Linked DNA regions of Homo sapiens: region 2 is linked to region 1. Evidence: chromatin loops called from intact Hi-C (ENCODE). Cell type or tissue: OCI-LY7. All regions are shown on one strand. Each heading gives the region's core, and the rest is flanking DNA. Links, peaks and the distances in the headings are about the cores only.

Evidence for each region. Peaks named below come from ENCODE experiments on the same cell type or tissue, not always from the same donor. Only the 100,000 strongest peaks of a DNase experiment are listed, where the experiment ranks them.
Region 2: it touches region 1 in a loop (2.2-fold over the local background); 18 of 110 quality-filtered maps call a loop at or near these places.

What each region holds. Positions count from the first base shown.
Region 1 is chr3:14,754,926-14,766,711 of GRCh38, reverse strand. C3orf20 (chromosome 3 open reading frame 20) reads right to left here. Exons shown (of 17, transcript NM_032137.5): 13 at 9,038-9,341; 14 at 6,714-6,821; 15 at 5,097-5,239. Among named protein-coding and RNA genes, the nearest start is that of LINC02011, 51 kb to the left of the region's middle. In OCI-LY7, for the core only: CTCF peaks have their summits at 5,378 and 5,577 (motif pointing right); no DNase peak of the experiment used is centred there.
Region 2 is chr3:14,683,740-14,695,525 of GRCh38, reverse strand. It overlaps C3orf20 (chromosome 3 open reading frame 20), which reads right to left. Exons shown (of 17, transcript NM_032137.5): 4 at 11,144-11,284; 5 at 5,410-5,529. Among named protein-coding and RNA genes, the nearest start is that of C3orf20, 14 kb to the right of the region's middle. RefSeq lists enhancers at 6,666-6,725, 8,899-9,048. In OCI-LY7, for the core only: a CTCF peak has its summit at 7,557; DNase peaks (open chromatin) are centred at 4,065, 6,775, 7,975, 8,995 and 1 weaker place; H3K4me3 peaks cover 4,798 bases; H3K27ac peaks cover 6,273 bases.

The DNA.
Region 1 (11,786 bases), core at 1,522-9,521:
GTCACCACTGTCACAAGTCCAGTCCTGGTCTCTTGTGTACCTCGTCCCCACTGCTGTATGAGTGCAGCCGGGCAGCACCTCTGCTCACTGGCACAGATAGGGGCCTGCAAATAGTGACTAGTGTGTGACCCCCCTCCCCCTCGCCGGCTGCCCCTGAGGGTGATGACGGAGGCAGGGGGATAGCAGTGACTGTCGTGTGCAGGTGGACATGGTGCAGACTCACGAGCTCTGCATGTGTTCTGGGCTGTTCTTCCCAGCCTGGCTACTGCTGGCTGCTTGAAAGCTTTCCTGGCAGCTCCAGCCTCCTGAGCCCTACCAGGTGTCAGAGCTCCCTCAGTCCCCTCCATCTGGGGGCCTGGAAGCTTTCGGGAGTGAGGATGAGCTCTTGGCCTCTCCGGTCCCTATTGTGCTGGTGCCCAGTTGGGAAGAGTCTGGCAAGGACAGGGGCTGAGCCAGATGTGACCCAGCGCCCCGCACAGGGCTGCCCTGGGGAGGGGATCACTATCTGCCACACAAGAAAGGAGAAAAGGCACAGGCTGAGTGGGGGACAGGGAGGCTCCAAGCCTCACACAGCTCTGGTCTCTGATCAGTCCTGGCCCCGAGCTGGGCTGCTGTTTCCCAAGCTTGGAGCCTTCTGTGGCCTTATCTTGGTGCAGCCCACTGGGCCCGCCACTCCCAGAGGCCCTGCAGACTCCCCCAGTTGTTTTTGGCCTGGCAGGCCCTCACCCTTCTGCTCTGTTTGTCAGAAGGCAATCTACCTGCCAGGTGACAGCTTGCCCCAGCCCCTGCTGGAGCTCATGAGGCCCCCGTGGGGACCCTTTCTTCCCCAGCACCTATGGTCCGACTCCTTTGTGGGTTCCTCTTCCTGCTCCTGGCCCTTGCCTCTCCATGGCGGCTTCACAGATTCCAGGCCCACATTGAGAACTCTTTCTGTGGCCAGCTCCTCTGAGGAAAGAGAAGGCTGAAGTGCCCCCAGCCTGGTGACCACCCCAACCTGACTGGACCTGGCTTCCAGCCCAGCTTCCCTGCACCTGCTCTGCTCACCTATTGCTTTTCTCTCCACCTCCTCACCTCCACAGAAGGATTTCCTGGACTCCCCCCCAACACTTGTGCAAAGCCAAGTCTACTCTGGGTAAGGAAGACATGATTCCCACCAAGCAACAGTGAGGGCCTCCCTCTCCTAGCACTCTAGATGCAAAGCTGTTGGCCAACATCCCTCAGTAAACGGAGGACATAGAAAACAATGTCAGCTCCTGGCACTGCAGACTCCCTTGCTCTAGGCATGGATTCTTCTGATTTCAGAGACTGTTTCCAGCATAATGGTCCCTCACGCTACCCCTTCCATGGCCTCTGACCATCAGCCTTCCAAATCTAAAGGTGAACATTTATTCTTTCCCCCAAACCATCCCGTAGCAACTGAGCCTGCTGAGACCTTGATTCAGCCATCTCTTCTCCCTCAAGGGCACAACTGATCAGCAAGCCTTCTATGTATTCATCCTGGTTGCATATTTAGAAAATAAATGGACCGGCCAATCACAGAGGCCTGCCCTTTAGGCTGCTGCTGAACCTCACTCACTGGGGTGTGGCTGCAGAAGCTACCATCTGAACCACATGCATCCACCTTGTCCATGAGGACATTGTGAGATTTCACCCAGTATCTTCTGGAATCCAGGTGATGCGGCCGGCCAACAGCACGTCTTGTACTACTAACCAGTCACCCTGCTGGAAGAGGAACTGGGGTGGATGGAGTGCTTTTCAAACATGTCCACAAATTCTTCAACACTCTTTCCCCATCAAGAGGTGGTGTCTAATTCCCCCCGACCTTGAATATGGGCTGGCCCCAGGGACTTCAGTGCAATGGAATGTGTAATGCTGCATGACTTATGAGGCTAAGGCATGAAAGGCAAGACAGCTTCTCGCTGGCCCTTTCCTGGGAAGCTCCCTCTTGGAACCCAGCCACCATGTTGTGAGGAAGCCCAGGCCACTTGGAGAGGCTACATTTGAGTGGTCTGGCTGACAGTCCACACTGACCACCAGGTATGGGAGTGCGCAAACCTTGGAGATGACTTAGCCCCAGACAACTTCTGACTGTAACTGTATGACAGACCTTCTCACTCCTGCCAAACAAGAACCACTTAGCTGAGCCCAGCTGGCACCAGGACCATGACAGAGAATAACAACAACAACAACAACAACAACAACAATAATAATAATAATAATAATAATAATAAACGATTGTGTTGTTTTATCCTACAAAGCTTGGGTGGTTTGTTTCACAGATACGGATTATAGGAACAACTGCTATGGCAATGCTTTCAATTAAAGATTCTATTTCCTTTTTTCACCTAAGTGCTCTTAAACCATCAACCCACTTGGCTATTCTAGGATTAGGAGGAGTCCTACTGGTTAATAGTTTCACGAATCTGCCTCTTTCCATTTTCAAGAACCTAGACCATCTTGTGTGCATGTTTCTAGTTTGTATGTATGTGTGTATGTTTCTATCTAGTTTGTGTGTGTCTGGTTTGTGTATATGTGTGTATAGTGTATGCATGTGTATGTGTGTCTAGTTTGTGTCTACTTCTGTGTGTCTAGTTTGTGTGTGTTTGTGCATCTAGTAAGTGCAGGAATCTAATGTGTGTACATGTGTGTCTGGTTTACATGTGTTTATAGTTTGTATGTATGTGTATAGTTTGTATATGTGTGTATCTGGTTTGTGTGTATGTATGTGTGTCTAGTTTTCTGATTCTTTCCTCACCATTCCTGAACAATTGTTGAAGACTGTTGTAAGCATACCACTAAGTTCTTTCAGAATCCTTGAATATAACACATTAGGAGACCAGAGCTCATTTTAATGATAATAATATCACTAACAAGGGTAGGCAGTAATCTCAGTAAACGTGAGCTATGTGCCAGCACTTCCCATGTGCTGACTCCTCTAATCCCCATAACCCAATACAGTGAGTCTCACTCTACAAAGAAGCTGGCGCACAGAGAGGGTGAGTGTTTTACACAGTTCACGCAGCTATGAAAGGTGGCCGGACTCCTTAAACTGTCATTTCCTACTAAAGAGCATCTTCCTTTTGAGGACATCTAGAGCCAAATAAAATATGTCTCTTTGTAACTACTTTCTGGCATCCTCCACTGTGATGTCTGAACGTCTATGTCCCCCCAAATTGATATGCTGAAATCCTCATCCCTAAGGTGATGGTGTTGGGAGGCAGAGCTTTTGGGAGGTAAGGCAGTCAGTCATGAGGGTGGGACCCTCATGAATGGGATTGGTGCCCTTATACAACAGGCCCCAGAGAGACCCTTGTCCTTTCTGCCATGCAAAGACACAGCAAGAAGGCGCCATCTATGAACCAGGAAGCAGCCCTTCCCAGACACCAAATCCATTGGCGCCTTGGTCTTGGACTTACCAGCCTCCAGACAGTGGGAAATAAATGTTCAACAGGCTAAGACATTCACTCCCCATGCACCATAGCAGGCTAGCCTTCTTCTGAATGTTTCTGAAAATGCCCTTGCTGGTCCTCTTTGGCATCTTCCTGCAGCCTCAGCTCATCTTCAGCCTGGGCCCTTCCCAATAGCGTCCCCCTGTCCTGTCCTGCCCTTGGTGCCTCTGTCTTTCTCCCTGGGATTGTTGGTGACTGGTCTTCAAGGACCACCAAGCCCTCTCCCTCTTGAAGTCTCAGGCAGTGGGGTCTCAGTGACTTTTCTGTCTGCACCTTTCAGCATCTGCTCCTCCTTACCATCCACAGGCTCCTCCTGGGCCTGCCTTCCCCGCTGAGTGCTCTGAGTTGTGGGGGTCACTTGGCATGACCTCTTCAGTTCCTCCAGAAGTGGGTTGCCCCACTCGGACAAGGCCCAGACTCAGCTTACTGCAGTGAGAAGGGCATAAGACTCCTAGAAAACTGAGGGTCCTGTGTGGGAGTAGGGGGTACCCAGACTCGGTGCTGTGGGGGTGCAGTCACAGGACTTAGGGCTGCATACCCCAGGTCTGCATATAAATAACACTTTCCACATGCCCCATCATTTGCTTCACAGTTCACAAAGCTCTTTAACGAACACACTTTCATGAGATCCTCACAGCCTCTCAAGGTGGGCATTATTTCCTCATTTTGAAGGTGAGGAAACAGAGGATTAGGGAGGTAAACTGATTCACCACAGTCACCCAGCCAGTAGAGTGGAGCAGGGGCTCCAACCTCATCCTGCAAGTGTCTCACTGCACCGTGCTGCCCAGGCATTCTCAAATCTGCTCATGTTCCCCTAAAGCAGTCTTCAGGCGCTTCATGCAGCGCAGGCTCCTTCCTGGACTAGGATGTATTCTTCTTGAGCCACTCAAAGCTAGGTCTCTCGGCTCAAGAAGATCATCTCACGAGAGCTGGGCCCAGGAGGTGCTCAACAAGTTGGCATCACCTGGTTGAAAAGCCCAAGCTCAGAAGCCCAGAGGCAGACTTAAGCCAGCATTTCCTGCTACAGGGGCCTGGGATCACTTCATGAATGGCCTTTGTCTGTGTGGGGAGGCTGAGGCAGGAGGATCACTTGAGCCCAGCCATTCAAGGATGCAGTGAGCTATGATCGCGTCACTGTACTCCAGCCTGGCCAACAGAGTGATACCCTGTCTCAAAACAAACAAACAAAAAAACAAAGCAGAAGCAGAGCCCAGCTTGCACATGAGGTGGTGGTAGGGTGTGGTGGGACAGAGAGGGGGTGTAGCCAGAGCTCCTGCCCACCAAACCTGTCTAGAATATTCCAACAGAAACAGGGACTGTGCAAGCATTCCCATGTCCCTCTTTCCCCAAGGGGGCTCTTTTTCCAAACTTGTGTCCCAAAGAAACCCACAACATGGCTTTGCTCACACACCCCCTCCCACTCTGCACCTGCTCCCATCTCTCCCCTGCCCACCTGCAAAGTCCTCCTGCCGCAGTTTTTGCCATGTGTGTGCCACAGGTGGAGGCTTCCCACCTCCAGCCCCCCTCCCCACTCCATCCCTTCAGCCCCGCCTGCTCCCCTCAGTTCCCCTTTCACAGCCCAAGTCTCCTTTCTGCCCTCCATACCTCCCCAGGCCCATCCCTCATCCTGCGTGTTTCCTGTTTTACCTGAATTTGTAGTCATCCGGCAGGAAGTAGCCCATCTTGTAATCCTGTTGAGACCGGAAGATCTGTTTCAGCAGATTCTGCTTGCTGAGGCCATATCCATTCAAAACACGGCCCCCAAAAATGAGCTTCCCCCCGGCAAACATCTGTTGACAGGAAGGAAATGAGGAGAGATCCTCAGCACATCAGCACAGCAGTGTCCACTGATAAGACAGGCAAGTTTGGAATTTCACTAGAACAGCGCCACAGGCCTCTCAGAGCTTACGCCGTGAGGCAGGCCTGGGGTGGCTGGGGAAGGAGTGCTGCCCTCCCTGAGTTGCCCAGGGAGGTATGGCTGAGTCCAGCCCCTGCCCAGGCTGGGACGGTGGGGTTGCCCTATGATCTGGGGGCCTGGTCAGGGGTTTGGCTCAGCCATATCTCCCTGGGCAACCTGAGGAGGGCAGCACTCCTTCCCTTCTGCCTGCTTGGCCACCCAGCTCAAATGCACTTCACATACAACCCCACAGAGCCCTGGGGCCAGAAATGTGTTCTCCTGCTGTGTATGTACGTTTCAGCTTATCCCATGGAATGGGAAACCCTTGAGGGCAGGGCTCCCACCCCCATAGGTCAGTCCCCAACAAGTAGACACCTACCCAAATATTTCTGTGCAAAAATATTCATGACGGCATTATTTGTTATGGCAAAAAAATACAAATAACTTAAATGTCAACAAAAACAGCACAAATAGATAAAATGACAGACTCTTCACTTTGGGAGGTCAAGGTGGGCGGATCACAAGGTCAGGAGTTCGAGACCAGCCTGGCCAGTATGGTGAAACCCCAATCCTACTAAAAATACAAAAATTAGCCGGGCATGATGGTGGGAACCTGTAGTCCCAGCTACTTGGGAGGCTGAGGCAGGATAATCACTTGAATCCGGGAGGCAGAGGTTGCAGTGAGCCGAGATTACACCACTGCACTCCAGCCTGGGTGAGAGAGTGAGACTCTGTCTCAAAAAAAAAAAAAAAAAAAAAGAAGACAGACTCTTACACAGTAGTTAAAAATCAGGTGTTACAAACTAAATAAGGACATGGGGAAATGCTCATGGTATTTTAATTTAAAAAGAAGAATTGCAAAGAATATATGCAGAAAAGGACTGCAAAGGTCAGACACCAAAATGTTAGCATGTGGTGGCCCTTGCAGGTGCCAGGTACATATCTGTGGGGTGAGCAAATGAGACTCTCTGAGTGATCTGATGATGTCATTATTTTCTAAATTATATTTTCTAAGCTTTCCATAAAGAACATGTGCAAGTATTTACAGTACACTGTTTTTAGGATAAAGCCATTTAAAAACAAACAGATGAAGGGAATTTGATTTGCTAGGTTGAATGTCACCTGTCCCTGCAGTCTCCTGGGATGGGGGACACATAGGGTCCTGGGCTTCAGCCCCAGCTCTGTGTGCTGGGTGACTCTTGGTCAGTCTTCCTGCTCTCTGGGCCTCAGCCACGGTGGGGAGATAATTCCGCAGCCCCTCCCTTCTTCTCCTCTCTCCTCCTCCTCCCACATGTGTGATTCTGCAGGGGCAGAGGTGGCTGCGGCTGGGGTGGCAGGCAGTGGATAGCAAGTCCCTGCTGGCTCACCAGAATCATCCCCTGCACCACAGAGTTCTTCTTCACCATCAGGGGAGGGTCCTCCTGCAGGGGGCTGTCCAGGTCATACTGCAGCAGGCGGTAGGAGTCATACCGGCACTACCAGGAGAGAAATATGAGAACTGGTCACCCCCATGCCAATAAGATGTACCTGGATTGCCATATTCTCGGCTAGGCCTGGTTCCCCCTGAGTCCTGGAGCCCTGTACAACTCCCTCTCCCCAACTCCTCCTGCTCCAGGGGCCCTTGGGCCTGCATGCACACCTCCCATGACTGTCCCTTGAGGATGTCCCTGGATCTGATTAGAGCCCGCTAGGGGAGAAGGCCATTTCCGAGATGGCTGCCCCACATGTGACTCCCACTAGCCTGGCTCTCTGGGGTCCACAGAATGTGACTGCTCCCTTGCCCTGGAGGTAGCACTGCAGAGGTTTGAAGATGGGAACTGTGTTCTTAGGTGGACCCGTTTCCAGGCTTTTGAGTCTACTTTACACAGCATAAAGAATTCCCCCACTCCCTACCCACTCCTGGCAAGCCCCTCAGGACCCTCCCAGTCACTATATCCAGGGAGAGGACCTGAACTGAACCCACACCTCAAGGTAGGGTGTGGGCAATTCAGAGGAAAGCTGGCCTCTCTCCCCTCCTTCTTTCTGGATGCCTCAGATCTATTAATACAGCCAATGTGCTGTCTTCCCATTTTATCTGCCTTATTTCCAGGTGCCTCCAGCTATCCTTTCAGTCTACAATATGAAACTCAGAACCACACCCAGTGTTCTAGCTGTCAGGGAAAGAGAAAGTCTGGGAACATTTCTGCATTCACCAAAGACACCCTAATCTGACACCTGCTTCCAAGTCTGTCCTCCAGGCCTGCTGCCCACTCCTTTATGAACTTCAACTGCCTCAGGCCACGCCCTGTCCTCACTCACACTGTTCATGGCTGGGCTTGGCCACCTGAGCACTCCAATTGCTTAGGGACAACTGTTAGCGAACAACGACTAGCCCCATAATAAGCTAAAATCAACTCTAAGTTCCCCCGTGGGCAGGGATTTTATCTGTCTCTACATGGACGGACACACAGAATTAACTCAATACATGCTCACTGGATTGAACTAAATTGGAGGTTGGCTCTGGAAAACAAACATGGCTTTGCTGTATGGGACAAGTGAAAAGGCTTGTGGCTGAGTCTACACTCTTGGACTGAGATGGTCAAAGGGCTACTGGTGTCTGCTCAGAAGGTCTGGAGCACAGACCCGAGGGTGGACGTGCCAGAGTCAGGGAGGGGCCACTTCTGGGAGGAGGGTGTCCATGCAGAACCCCTACCCCTGGTGTACATGAAACCCAGAACTCTGCAGCAGCAATTGGGAAATGGGCAAAGACAGCGGATTCTAGGAGACAGGAGGGCAAACAGGGCTTGAAGGAAGTCACCATGTGGACACCCAGCTCATGTGCTCATGTGCCATCCTTTGCTCCAGTTGGTCTGGGGTTGGGGCCAGCCTTCAAACTGTGCCAATGTTGCTGGGAATGACTGCATGCTTGGAGGATTACATAAGCCTGATAGGTGGGAACGACTCTACTGCAGCGATGAGTAGGCAGGAGTGGGTTCCATGGGCCTGAAGACTCCCTTTAGACCTCAGCCATAACCAGCTGGGACCTTGAGCAGTGCTTCTCTCCTGTCCCCCTTCGCACAGGCCACTGCCTCTTCTAGGAACATTAATCACCTGCCAAAACCCCATTTAACCTGGATGGCCCTCCGGACCCCCAGATGGCAGCAGGCACATGTTCCCAGGCTCTTGTGTGCCCAGAGCTGTCCTCTCACGGCCTCACTGGCAGTGCTGGAGTTGCTGCCACACTGGGAGCTCCTCTAGGGCCCGGTTTGCATCTGAGTCATGCTGGGTGCCCAGGGCCCGGTCCATGCCCAGCACACAGTGGGTACTTGTGACAGTCTACAAGTATTTTCAGAGCCCTGAGGATTCAGTGGTGAGCACTGCCCGTGCTCTAAATATTCACACCAACAAGCAGTCACAAACTGGAAGGAAAGGACAGTGCCCTGATTTTGTCTCAAGGGTCAGAAGAGGGCCTGGCCCTTATGTGGTGACATTCACCTTAGAACTAGAGGATGAGCGGGAAGGACAGAAGCAGGGGGAGGGAGGACACTGCAGACAGGAGAGTACACACAAAGACTCCAAGGAGAAAGGAGCTGAAGGAGGGTGGCCCCTCAGGCAGGTGCTCAGCCAGTCCTAGCACTGTGGGGGTTTTCTCGGACTGCCCCACTACCCCTGCCCCTGGCCTCCAGGGCCTCCTCACTGGGCCCAGACCAACCTGGATGCAGGGGGAGCCACGGCCCCGCTGCTGGTGGTTGTAGAGAGTGTTCAGCAGCCACTGGAGCTGCCCAGTGCTGGTGTAGTTCTGGCTTGAGATGATCCCAAACACCAGCACTTGGCTGGGGTCTCGGGGCGCCAACAGGAAGCGCTCCAGCTCCACGTCAGAGACCAGGGGCGCCTTCACCAGGCACTTGCAGCCAGCACGGGTGTCTTCCTTGAGCATGAGCTTCCGCAGCACCAGCGGGCAGTCTGAGGGCAAGGCCGCCCACCTGGTGGGGCTGCGCCCCTCGCGGGCCTTCCCTCTGCAAGGAGGAGCACAGTGCACAGGGACCCTCAGAAGGTGGTGAAGGTCTGTGGTTCCCAGAGCCCCCTGGCTCCTGCTGGTCAAAGGCCCTGCTGCAGGCAGATTTTAGTCTGGGCCCTGCTGCCAATGTGCTGCACCACCTTGAACAGGTCCCCTAACCTCTCTGGGCCTCTTTCCACAGTGCAAAATGAGAGTAACAAGTTACTCCTTCACCCATCCATTGGGTCAAAAAATGCTTTAGTGTCATCCTTAACTCCCTTCTCTCACACCGAACACATCCCATCTAATCTTGTCAGCAAGCTTGTCCTCTCTACACTCAAGACAGACCCACAATCTGACCACTTTTCCTCCCCTCCACCCCCACGGATGTGGTCCAAGTCTCCTTCATTCTTGCCTGGCTGCCTGCTAATGCCTCCTAATGGGTCCTGTGTTTTCTTCCCTGGCCTGTCTTCAGTCTGTTCTCAGACCAAGGGATCCTGTTAAAACCTAGCTCACGTCATGTCACTACTCTCTTCAAAACCCTCCGGTGGCTTTCTACCTTTTACAGAATAAAAGCCAAAGTCCCTGCCATGTGCTTCAAGGCTGCAAGAATCTGCCCCCTGCATTTCATCCTCCTTACATCTCTTACTCTCCAGCATTCCTGCCTTTGCTCACTGCACTTCAGCCACACTGGCCTCCACTTGTCCTTTAGTCTTGGAGGATAGTGGCCTTTGCTGTTCCTCCATAGAGCCATTATGTCACTCTCACAAGGCTCTGTCCAAACGTTACCTTCTTAATGAGATTTTCTGAGTGCCCTATTTCATCCCTCTTCTTCCAACACTCTTTCCCTTCCCTGTTTTATTTTTCTTCTTAGCATTGCTTGCTATCTAACATATCTTTTACTTTTAAATTTTATTATTGCACTTCTCTGTCCTACTAGAATGCAAGTTCCATGAGTTCATGAATTTGGTGTGTTTTGTTCAGTGGAATAAAACAGTAGCATTTGAAAAATAGTAAAGATTCAACAGAGATTCAATAAATATTCAAACCAATATTTGTTGGGCCCCTACTATGTGCCAAACACTGTACCGGGTTGTTGTGAGGGTTGTGGTATTTACACGGGAATAAGCGCCATCCAAATAGAAAGTGCTGCTATGATTCTACCTTTATCGATGTCTATTCCAAGACTGTGGATACTGTAAAATGCTAAACATGACGAAAGGCAGTAGCATGTTTAGCATTTTACAGCATCACAGTCTTGGAATAGACATTGTCTTGGTTAATTTTATAACAACTCTGTGCAACAGGCAGGACAGAAACTCTTTTTTCTTTTTTCTTTTTCTTTTTTTTTTTTTTTTTTTGAGATGGAGTCTCGCTCTGTCACCCAGGCTGGAGTGCAGTGGCGCAATCTCGGCTCACTGTAAGCTCCGCCTCCCGGGTTCACGCCATTCTCCTGCCTCAGCCTCCTGAGTAGCTGGGACTACAGGCGCCCACCACCACGCCTGGCTAAGTTTTTGTATTTTTAGTAGAGACGGGGTTTCACCGTGTTAGCCAGGATGGTCTCGATCTCCTGACCTCGTGATCTGCCCGCCTCGGCCTCCCAAAGTGCTGGGATTACAGGCGTGAGCCGCCGCGCCCAGCCCAGAAACTCTTATTGCCATTTACAGATTAGAAAACAGAAGGTTCCCACGAGGTGAATGGGTGCCCAAGTTCATATGGTAATTAAGTGGCAAGGGCTAGGATTAGAAACCAGGACATCCTGAAACAAGAGCAATGCAAGATGAGCATTATTTCTCAGGGGCTATTAATACTGATAAGTACTTGCTGAACAAACTTGTTAAGAATATCTCTTACTCAAGAACCTGCATATCTGGGGCAGAGCAGGGGGTGGGGGAGACTGGATCTATTAATTATAGCTTACCCAGGGAGAAGTTCAAAATAATCAAAGGTTTAAATGTGGGGCAATTAAGCCATAACGTTTCTACTAGAAAATATGGGGAAATTATTCTATAATTTTGGAGCAGGAAGGCTTTTTACAATTATGACTAAAAAATCCAGAAGTCATAATAGAAAAAGATTGATAAAGTCAACTACATGAAAGAAAACAGCCTCCAAAATCCCTCTGTGGCAAAAAAAATACACATACACAAAAAACCAAAACTATCATAACCAAAGATGAAAGACAAATGACAAACCGAGAAACATATTTGAAACTCCTGCCATAGAACAGTGGCCAATGTCTCCACTAGGTAAAATACTACAAATCAATTAGAAAAAGTTAATAACCCAATAAAATATGGACAAAGGTAGTGAACAAATAATTCACAGAAAAGAATATAGGTTTTAAAAATTATAAAGGAGGGAGGGCTGGGCATGGTGGCTCACACCTGTAATCTCAGCACTTTGGGAGGCTGAGGCAGGAGGATCACTTGAGGCCAGGAGTTCCAGACAAGGCTGGACAACA
Region 2 (11,786 bases), core at 3,197-11,196, 73 kb after region 1:
TCTATACTATAGACCAAATGGGCCTAATAGATATTTACAGAACATTTCATGCAATGGCTGCAAAATACACATTCTTTTCCTTAGCACGTGGGTCATTTTCAAAGCTAGATCATATGTTAGGTCACAAAACAAGTCTTAAAACATTTAAAAAAAAAAACCTGAAATAACAGCAACCATCTTCGCTGACCACAATGGAATAAAACTAGAGATCAACAAGAGGAATTTTGGAAACTATATAAATTCATGGAAATTAAACAATATGCTCCTGAATGACCAGTGGGTCAGTGAAGAAATTAAGAAGGAAATTTTAAAAATTCTTGAAGCAAAAGACAATGGAAACACAACATACCAAAACCTGTGGGATACAGTGAAAGCAGTACTAACAGGAAAATTTATAGCTGTTAAGTGCCTACATCAAAAAGAAGAAAAACTTCAGCCCAGGCATGGTGGCTTACTCCTGTAATCCCAGCAATTTGAGAGGCCAAGGAAGGTGGATCACTTGAGGTCAGAAGTTCAAGACCAGCCTGGTCAACATGGTGAAACCCTGTCTCTACTAAAAATACAAAAATTACCCAGGCATAGTGGTGCATGTCTGTAATCCCAGCTACTCGGGAGGCTGAGGCAGGAGAATTGCTTGAACTCGGGAGGTGGAGGTTGCAGTGAGCTGAGATCACACCACTGCACTCCAGCCTGGGGCAACAGAGTGAGACTTCATCTCAAAAAAAAAAGAAGAGAAACTTCAAATAAACAACCCAATGATGCAACTTAAAGAACTAGAAAAGCAAGAGCAAACCAAACACAAAATTAGTAGAAGAAATAATAAGGATAAGAGCAGAAATAAATAAACTGAAACAAGGAAAACAATACAAGAGATCAATAAAAACAAAAGCTGTTTTTTTAAAAAGTTAAAAACAAATTTGACCAACCTTTTGCCAGACTAAGATAAAAAGAGAGAAGACCCAATTAAATAAAATCAGAGATGAAACAGGAGACATTACAACTGATATTGCAAAAATTCAAAGGATCATTAGTCCCTATTATGAGCAACTATATGTCAATAAATTGGGAAATCTAGAAGAAATGGATAAATTCCTAGACACATACAACCTATCAAAACTGAGCCATGAAGAAATCCAAAACCTGAACAGACCAATAACAAGTAACGAGATTGAAACTATAATAAAAAGTCTCCCAGAAAAGAAAAGCCTGGGACCCAATAGCTTCACTGTCAAATTCCACCAAACATTTAAAGAACATAGCAATCCTACTCAAACTTTTCTGAAAAATAGAGGAGGAGGGAATACTTATAAACTCATTCTATGATGCCAATATTACTCTGATACCAAAACCAGACAAAGACACATCAAAAAAAGAAAACTACAGGCCAATACCACTGATGAATACTGGTGCAAAAATCCTCAATACTAGCAAATTGAATTCAACAACACATTAAAAAGATCAAGATCATTCATCATGACCAAGTGGGATTTATCTCTGGGATGCAAGGATGGTTCAACATATGCAAATCAATCAATGTGATACATCCTATCAACAGAATGAAGTACAAAAACCCTATGGCCATTTCAACTGATACTGGAAAAGCATTTGATAAAATTCAACATCCCTTCATGATAAAAACCCTCAAAAAACTGGGTATAGAAGGAATATGCTTTAACATAGTAAAAGCCATATATGACAGATTCATACCTAATATCATACTGAATGGGGAAAAACTGAAAGCCTTTCCTCTAAAATCAGGACCACGACAAGGATGCCCACTTTCACCACCATTATTCAATATAGTACTGGGAGTCCTGGCTAGAGCAATCAGAAAAGAGAAAGAAATAAAGGGCATCCAAATTGGAAAGGAAGAAGTCAAACTATCCTTGTTTGCAGATGATATGATCTTATATTTGGAAAAACCTAAAGACTCCACCAAAAAATTATTAGAACTGATAAACTCAGTAAGGTTGCAGGATACAAAAATCAACATATAAAAATCAGTAGCATTTCTATATGCCAACAGTGGACAGTCTGAACAAGAAACTAAGAAAGTAATTCCATTTAAAATAGTCAGGAATTAAAGAAATGAAAGATTTCTACAATGAAAACTATAAAACACTGATGCAAAAAACTGAAGATGACATCAGAAAATGGAAAGCTATTCCATGTTCATGGATTGGAAGAATAAATATTGTTAAAATGTCTGTACTACCCAAAGCAATCTACAGATTTAATGCAATCGCTATCAAAATACCAATGGCAATCTTCACAGAAATAGAAAAATCATTCCTAAAGTTTATATGGAACCACAAAAGACCTAGAATAGCCAAAGCTATCATAAATAAAAATAATAAAACTAGAGGAATCATCTTACCTGAGTTCAAATTATACAACAGAGCTATAGTAACCAAAACAGCATGGTACTGGCATAAAAACAGATATGTAGACCAGTGAAACACAATACAGAGCCCCAAAATAAATCTATACGTCTACAATGAACCCATTTATGACAAAGGTGCCAAGAACATACAATGGGGAAAGAACAATCTTTTCAATAAATGGTGCTGGGAAAACTGGATAACCATATGCAGAAGGACCCCTATCTCTCACCATACACAAAAATAAAATCAAAATGGATTGAAGACTTAAATCTCAGGCCACAAACTATTAACTACTAATAGAAAACATTAGGGGAAACTCTCCAGGACGTTGGAGTGGGCAAAGATTTCTTGAGTAATACCCCACAAGCACAGGCAACCAAAACAAAAATGGACAAATCAGATCACATCAAGTTAAAAAGCTTCTGCACAGCAAAGGAAACAATCAACAAAGTGAAGAGACAACCCACAGAATGGGAGAAAATATTTGCAAACTACCCATTTGACCAGACGAGAATATATAAGGAGTTCAAACAACTCTGCAGGAAAAAAAATCTAATAATCTGATTGAGTGATCTTTCAAGCTCATTCTTCTCAAAAAAAGACATACAAATGGCAAATAGGTATATGAAAAGGTGCCCAACATCACTGATAGTCAGAGAAATGCAAATTAAAACTACAAGGTGATATCATCTCACCCAGTTAAAATGGCTTTTGTCCAAAAGACAGGCAACAACAAATGCTGGTGAGGATGTGGAGAAAAGGAAACCCTCCTAACTGTTGGTGGGAATGTCAATTAGCACAACCACTATGGAGAACAGTTTGGGGGTTCCTCAAAAAAATAAAGATAGAGCTACTATGCGATCCAGCAATTCCACACGTAGGTATATACCTGAAAGAACAGAAATCAGTATAATGAAGAGATATCTGCACTCCCATGTTTAGGGCAGCACCACTCATAATGGCCAAGAGTTGGAAGCAATCTAAGTGTCAATCAACAACAGATAAATGGATGAAGAAAGTGTGGTACATACACGTAATGGAGTACTAGTCAGCCATAAAAAGAGAATGAGATCCTGTCATTTGCAACAACATGAATGAAACTGGAGATCATTATGTTAAGTGAAATAAGCCAGACACAGAAAGGCAAACTTCTTATGTTCTAATTTATCAGAGCTAAAAATTAAAACAATTAAACTCATGGAGATGGAGAGCAGATGGTTACCAGAGGCTGGGAAGGGTAGTGTGGAGTGGGGAGGGCTAATGGATACAAAAAAAACAGTAAGAATGAATAAGACCTAGTATTTGATAGCACACAGGGTGATTACAGTCAAATATAATTTAATTATATATTTTTAAATGACTAAAAGAGTACAATTGAATTGTTTGTAACACAAAGGATAAATGCATAAGGTGATGGACACCCCATTTAGCTTGATGTGATTATTGTGTGCCTGTATCAAAATATCTCACATAACCCATAAACATATATACCGACTATCCCCACAAAAATTTAAAATTAAAAAAAGTTATATGAATGTGGTCCCTCTCTCTCTCTGCCTCAAAATATCTTAATATTTTTGGACCGCAGTTGACCATGGGTAACTGAAACCACAGAAAGGGGAAACCCTGGATACGGAGGACTTCTGTATTTAACTCTTGCTTTGAAACAGCCTTGCTCAAGACATCACCCTCAAGTTCATTACGCAGAAAAAGTCATTAAATCACCAGGTGTCTTGAGAGTACTTTCTTTTCCCTCAAACTGACTGTGGGATCACAGGGCCAGATCTAGGGCCAGCTCAGGAGGGCACATGATAATGGAGTACTAAGCCAGGCGCACATGCAATGGGGTGCTGGCAATGGTGCTGTGGGTTATTGTACCACAATGAGATGAAGCACATCAACACAGGTAGAGCAGTCAGGAAGGTGTGGCGGCCGCTGAAGCTACTCCGTGCCCGGAAGGAGGAGGTCAGCTCCTTTAAGCAAGGCATTTTCTGTCTTACAAGTCCACATCTGTATCCCCAGCATTTGGTACAGAGACTGACAGTTAGCAAGTGTTCAATAACCATTTGTTCAATAACGGAAAGAGTATAGGATCAGCTCGATATGGTGAGTGATGAAATACAAGGCACGCCCATGATGACCATCCCCCTTTTACCAACATGGAGGTGAGGGCTGAGGAAGGCGGGTCAAACAGCCAGCCAGGGGCTGGGGCACGGAGGAAATCCAAGCTCCTTGGCTTCCAGCCTTACCTCCAGTGTCTGTGGGAGTCATCTGGACAGCCTGAGCATTCCTGCCTGCCATCCACCCTCCCACCACCTTCAGGAACGTGGTCCTCTCCTACCTACCCTGTCCCCACAACCCAGCTGTCATGGCTAGCAGGGTGGGCCTGGGAGTTCTGCCAGACCTTGTCCTGTTGTCTGCAGCCCCAGCCTGTCTCTCCTCTGAGCTTCTTCCTGAGCAGGTATTGTCACATTGGTTGTCTTTGTCTGCCACCTGTTCTCTTCCTGAAGCCTCTCCTGTGTGTGTCTTCCTCAGTAGAATAGGAGTATCTCCTATGTCTTTGTTTCCTGCCCATAAAAACTTGCCCAATTTGGGAAGTGCAACTGAGGTCTACCAGGTTTGGTATCCAAATACCTCTCTTCAGATACTAGTTCCCCCACTTGCTGTGTGACTGGACAGAGCTGTCTGAGCAGAGGCGTGAGTTTGGGATACTGTAGGGATAGAAGAGATGGGTTTGGTGGGATGTTGTCCCAGAGGAGGGACGCCACATCGCTGGGAATGTAGGGCATGAGCAAGCTGAAATGATGAGCCTGTGCTATGCAGTGATAGGGCTGGACTGTGACAACCTTTCCATGAGCAAATCTGTGTGGACAGCTGCTGGATCTCCAGGCAGAGCCGCTATGTATCCTTCTAATCAGAAGACCAAATCAAACCATCCCACCAACCTACACAGGGTAGACGGAAACCTATCCCCCACCCCACCGCCACCACCAATGAATGGTAGGCCACGAGGAACCATTTTTACCTATTTTCTTCTTGGCTTCTTTTCCAGCAGAGAGAGAAAAGCTCAGACAGGCTGTGGAAGAGTGGTAGATCAGCTGGTAAGGCGAGTTCACCCCAATGGCGGACATGTTTGCGAGGGACTCTGGAGTGGGAGAGAGAGAGATTCTTCTTTCAACTGTTTACTTTTAATTTTATTAGCCAAAAATGTAACATGGATTTCTTGTTCTAGTAGTACGGTGGGTCACATACTGTAAAGTGCCGCATTGTTACAAAACACCTAGATCTTGGAAGAAGATTTTGCAATGCACCGGCAGAGCAATTAGAGGAAATCTTTACAGTTCCCCTCTGCAGTGCCTCTCCTCCCCAACCCTCTCAAGAGGGGGACCGGAACAAGGAACAGCAAGCAAGCACGAAAAGTGATATTACTCCAAGGGCAAAGGCAGGTATCAGTGCTGCACCAGGTCAAGAGGATAAGCCTTGGGCCAGCAAGAAGGAAATTAAGAACCATCTATTCCCCCTTATCTAAGCCACAGACATCAGATGCTTCTTCAATAATATATCAGTCTCTTGCAGAATCACACCATCTTTTATAGAATCGTTTGATATCTGACCACTTAAGAATTAAAATGTAGCACCCTTATGGCTAGTGGAAAATCTTGTTCATTCTTATACAAACCTCACCAAATCATTTGTTTATTCTTCCCCCAAATATAGTCATTTCACTGGTTAGGCGTGAAACCACTGTTAGAAAATTTTAGGTGATTCACTCATCACAGCTCACTCAAATTCAAAAAGAAAATGGCAAATTTGACCTCCTAAGTGGACAAAGACTATAGAGATTCCACAATGGATGATAAAACACAAAAGTAATCACCTCTGCTAGTGATCCAGAAGTTGAAATTAAGACAACTTTCAGGACCTTCTAACTTGGTAGAAATGAAAAGAACTAACAATAGCCAGTAATGGTAAAGAAGGAATAAAACCCATCAACCCTGCTGGTGTAGAGAGAATCCAAATTAAGTGTGATTTCAGAAGAAGAGCTATATATATATACTGAGACCTCTGCTCCAATGATCCCTCCCCTGTGAAGTTAACTAAATACAACAGAAATAAGAAGCCAGGTGCATAAAGTTGCCTATTACAATGCACATTATACAAATAACAAAAAGCCTGGAAACCTAAGCATTTCGGTAAATGTGGAACATGAACATTACAAGGAGTCTATGCCCACTCAAAATGACAATTATTTAAAGTATATAGCCATGTTGGAAAACAGCTGTACTCTGTTAAGTAAAAGAAACTAAGAAACAGAAAAATTGCAATACTCTAAATATATATATATACATACACGAGCACAGGAACCACAAAGGAAACTGCAAAGGTGAAAAGTAGCTCTTATATGAAGATGGCAGGATTGCTTCCTCTTTTTTGCATTTTTATTAATGATATTGTCGTCAACTAAAAATAAAGGAGCAGTCTGGTTTTCTTCAGTGACAAGCCAGGGCTAGTAGGTATCAGGACAGGAGGGAAGACTACTTAGCACAGGGGATATTCTGGATACAGCTTTTTTTCTTTTTCTTTTCTTTTTTTTCTTTTTTTTTTTTTTTTTGAGACAGTCTCACTCTGTCATCCAGGCTGGAGTGCAGTGGCACAGTCTCGGCTCACTGCAACCTCTGCTTCCCAGGTTCAAGCGATTCTCCAGCCTCAGCCTCCCAAGTAGCTGGGACTACAGATGTGTGCCATCACGGCCGGCTAATTTTTTTGTATTTTTAGTAGAGACAGGGTTTCATCATGTTGGCCAGGCTGGTCTTGAACTCCTGGCCTCAAGCAATCCTCCTGCCTCAGCCTCCCAAAGTGCTGGGATTACAGTCATGAGCCGCCACACTCGGCCTGGTCCCAACTTTAAAAGAAGTTAACTCTAGACCTGTTACAGCTTTGGTCTACCTCACATAAGAGGACGGTCCCGAAAAACATAATTCATGCAAAACAAATCATCAGAGTTTGAATCTTCTTTTTTATGCCCCAGGAGTGCTATGTAAGTAAAGTCCTTTTAGGATGAATGAGTGTTTTTCCAAAATAAATGGATCACTCCTTCGTTTTTGTTTTGCTACTTAGATTTTTGTCTGGAAACTCTAGGCTTAATTAAAGAGAGGAGCGTCTGCACCAGCAAGTGCCAACAAGACAGGGATGCTTGCTAGGGAGTGTGATGGAGAGGGGCGCTCTCAGCAATCGGCTGGTGCAGCAGGACAGCAAGATGCAGAGATCACCCAAAAGGCCCCCTGCCCCCAGCTCAGCTTAACTCTCTTCCCATTCTCCTCCATTAGATGAATCGCAGCCCACAGAGGATGCCAGAAGCCACTGTGCCTCCCTCATCCTGAAAGAATGCTGAAACACTTTATCAGAAGGAGTGTTAGTGGTGAGGACCATTTTCCTTTTAAAAGTGAGGAGACATGGTATTCAGGTGGGAGTGGCTCAGGCAGGTGTCAGGCCCGAGGGTTGGGCTGGAGCTACCCTGACATCTGCCATGGGACTCTCATGCACGTGCAACAGACTACTTAGCAGCTGTGCCCCCAAATGAGGGAGATCTTTAAGCCCCAAAACAGAATGCAAGGTGCAGAGCTCTGTCTGGCGATCACCACCTGCACAAATAATTACAGCACAACTAGAGGACCTGTGGTCTCAGAGCCTAGCTGATCCTAAACAAAACAGGCACAGTGTAACTTCCCCTAAAACAGAGATCTTCATTTCATGGTAAACACTGTGGGTAAGAGTGTTTTATCACAACTTTGTCTTAGAAAAGGAAGCCAAAATTTATGAAAATAACATTTTATCTTGTATTTTAAAAAATTAGTTGGTACTCTAAGAACACATTAAGTCTTACAAAGAAAATAAAAATGACTGCTGGGTTTTTCAAGGCAGTATGGTTTCTTTCTTCCTGAATGATTGTATCATGGCAATAAAACATAAGGCCCTTCATGTTTTCCTTTTGCAAAATTATTGAAGAGCTTTACTGCTTTTTATTTTCTCTCCATGGAGTCATGATCCTGTATTCGGTTTTCCCTTCTGCGGCAGGCGGCTAGTGCTGCTCCCCCGCATCAGGCATCAGGGGCATTGGAGGGGCATTCTGCAGCTCTCCAGCATCACTTTCATTGACTTCATGAAATCTTACATTTTTTCCCCAAGATCTGCAATTTTTCTATGCAATTTATTTGCACTGTATGTGTGTATTAGCAGATGTTTAATCTCTGACCATCAGGGGAGCCTGACAAAGCTACTGACTCAGTGGACAGGGAGAGAGACTAAATGGGGACTGACTCTACAGGTGACAGCAAATAGTTAGGAGATAGAATTTTTTTACGCTTCCTATAAAACCTCTTGTCAGTGAGTACTTTCAGGCATTCAAAATGAACACCTGTGTATTTACCAAGCTTAAGACATAAAACACTGCAGAGCAAAAACCAAATAACTTGATTTAAAAATGGATTAAGGACCCATTTCTCAAAAGAAGAGACACAAATGGCCAATAGGTATATGACAAAAAAGCTCAATGTCAGTAATCATCAGAAAAATGCAAATCAAGACCACAATGAGATACCACGTTACACCTGTTAGAATGGCTATTACCAAAATGACAAAAGCTAACAAGTGCTGGCAACAGTGTGGAGAAAAGGAAACCCTTGTATGCAGCTGGTGGGAATGGAGATTGGTGCTGCCATTATGGAAAACAGTATGGAGTTCCTCTGAAATTTAAAAATGGAACTACCATATGATCCAGCAATTCCACTTCTGGGTATTTATCCAAAGAAAAGAAATCAGTATTTCAAAGAGATATCTACGCTCCTATGCTCATTGCAGTATTATTCACATAGCCAAGACATGGAAACAACCTAAATGTTCATCAAAGGATAAATGGATAAAGAAAATGTCACACACACACACACACACGAATATGATTCAGCTATTAAAAAAGGAAATCCTGGGCTGGGCGTGGTGGCTCACGCCTGCAATCCCAACACTTTGGGAGGCCAAGGCAGACGGATCACAAGGTCAAGAGATCGAGACCATCCTGGCCAACATGGTGAAACCCCGTCTCTACTAAAAATACAAAAATGAGCCGAGCATTGTGGCACACACCTGTTGTCCCAGCTACTCGGGAGGCTGAGGCAGGAGAATGGCGTGAACCTGTGAGGTGGAGCTTGCAGCGAGCCAAGATCGTGCCACTGCACTCCAGCGTGGCAACAGAGCGAGACTCCGTCTCAAAAAAAAAAAAAAAAAAAAAAAAGGAAATCCTGCCATTTGCTACAACATAAGTGAACCTAGAGTACATTATATGCTGAATGAAAAAAAAGCCAGAAAAAAAAGACAAATCCTGTATGATCTCACATACATGAGGAATCTAAAAAAGTCAAACTCAAACTCATAGAAGCAGAGAGTGAATGGTGGTTGACAGGGACTGGAGGGTGGCAGCGGGGGAGTGGGAAGATATTAGTCAAAGGGTACAAACTTTCACTTATAAGAGGAATGAATTGTGGAGAACTAATATATAGCATGGTTACTATAGTTAATATCACTGTATTGCACACTCAAAATTTGCTTGGGGAGTAGATTTTGTGTTCTTAACACACATACACACACACACACACACGCACGCACGCACAGAGAGAGAGAGAGAGAGAGAAACAGAGAGAGAGAGAGAGAGGTCACTGGGTGAGAAAAAAGCAACAAAAAGAACATTACAGACTCAACTGCTTGCTGTCTTCCAGATCCTGTTCCCCTTCTCTCTCCCCAGAGATCACTTCCTCGAATTTCCCCCTTCATGCTTTTATACTTGTACTTTGTGTAATGTACCTATAAATGATATATTACTACTTTCCATGCTTTTAAACTTTGAAAAGTAATATCCTCCCACAGCTTCCTCTTTTTTTTCCTTAATACTATCATTGGAGATTTCTCTCTGTAAATATCTATGCTTTAGTGCCTCACTCATTTTCGTGATTCATTATGTCCCACTGTCTAAATGGACCTTAATTTATATCTTTTTCTCTTGTTGATAAACATTCGGATTAATTTTTGCCAGTCCAAAGAATTCTGCAATAAACATTTCTTTTTTTATTTTTAATTTAAAGACAGTCTCACTATGTCACCCAAGCTGGTCTTGAACTCCTGGACTCAAGGGATCCTACTGCCTTGGCCTCCCAAAGTGCTGGGATTACAGGCATAAGCCACCATGCCTGCCTGCAATAAACATTCTTGTATGACTTCTGGAACATGTGTGAGCTTCCCTCGGGCTGTATGACTCGAGTGCAGCCTGTGGACTGCCACTGACCCACATAGGCCATGACCAGGTGAGCACAAAAACTGAAGGTGAGCACTGAGAGGCCTGTGCAGCAACTTGACACTGCTGTGACATTTATCATGTGTTTAAAAGGGTCAGTCCACAACAGACTGGAAATTTTAAACATGAGTCCTTCACTGCACGTAGCTTGAGAGCACGGCTCTAGGGAATGACCTCTAAGAGGAGCTGCTGGGTTGTGAGGTGTAGCTGTTGCCCACTCAGCAGATACCGCCAAACCACTCTCCACAGGAATTGCACCAATTCATCCACTCACCTGTAGCATTTGAAAATCCCTGTTGCTCCACATCCACCTCAATTCTTGGAAATGTCAAACCTTCAAACTGGGGGTTTTGCCTTTCCATTGCATTCCTGCTGATATTGTTTGCACTTCTTACCTAAGGGTTGAAGCTCAGGTACCCACCTTTCCACAACTGTCCGCTGCTGTAGCCACTTCTCCCGGCTGTGCTGATCAGGCAGTTGAAGGCCATCTCCTTGGCATTGAGGTGGAGGAGCTGGCTGGCCTCCACAAAGCGCCTGGTGATGTCCAAGGGGTTGGCACCCACTAAAGCAATGATAGAAAGCAACACGTGTCCCTCCTAGCATGGGGCTAATGCTTCCAGAAAAGGACCTCTGTAAATGGCCCAGGAAAGAAGGGTAGAGTAGAGCGCTATTCCTAGGGTATGCAGGGGTGAGGGGGCTACTGTGAAAGGCTCTCAAGCTCTGAGGACCCTTCAGATGTCGCTTTGCTCTCCTCCCTTTGCCTGTCTCTCTTCCTACCCATAGGCCTGGGTACCGATGCTATTGGTTTCTGAAATGATGCAGCATCCAGAAGGCTCCATCACTGGTGCTGCTGTAGGTCCTGGCCTTGATCCTGGGATGACACCTTCACTTTGGAAGGACCCCGGTTCTTTTTTTTTTTTTTTTTTTTGAGATGGAGTCTCGCTCTATCACCCAGGCTGGAGTGCAGTGGCATGATCTTGGCTCACTGCAACCTCCACCTCCTGGGTTCAAGCGATTCTCCTGCCTTGGCCTTCTGCGTAGCTGGGATTACAGGTGTGCACCAC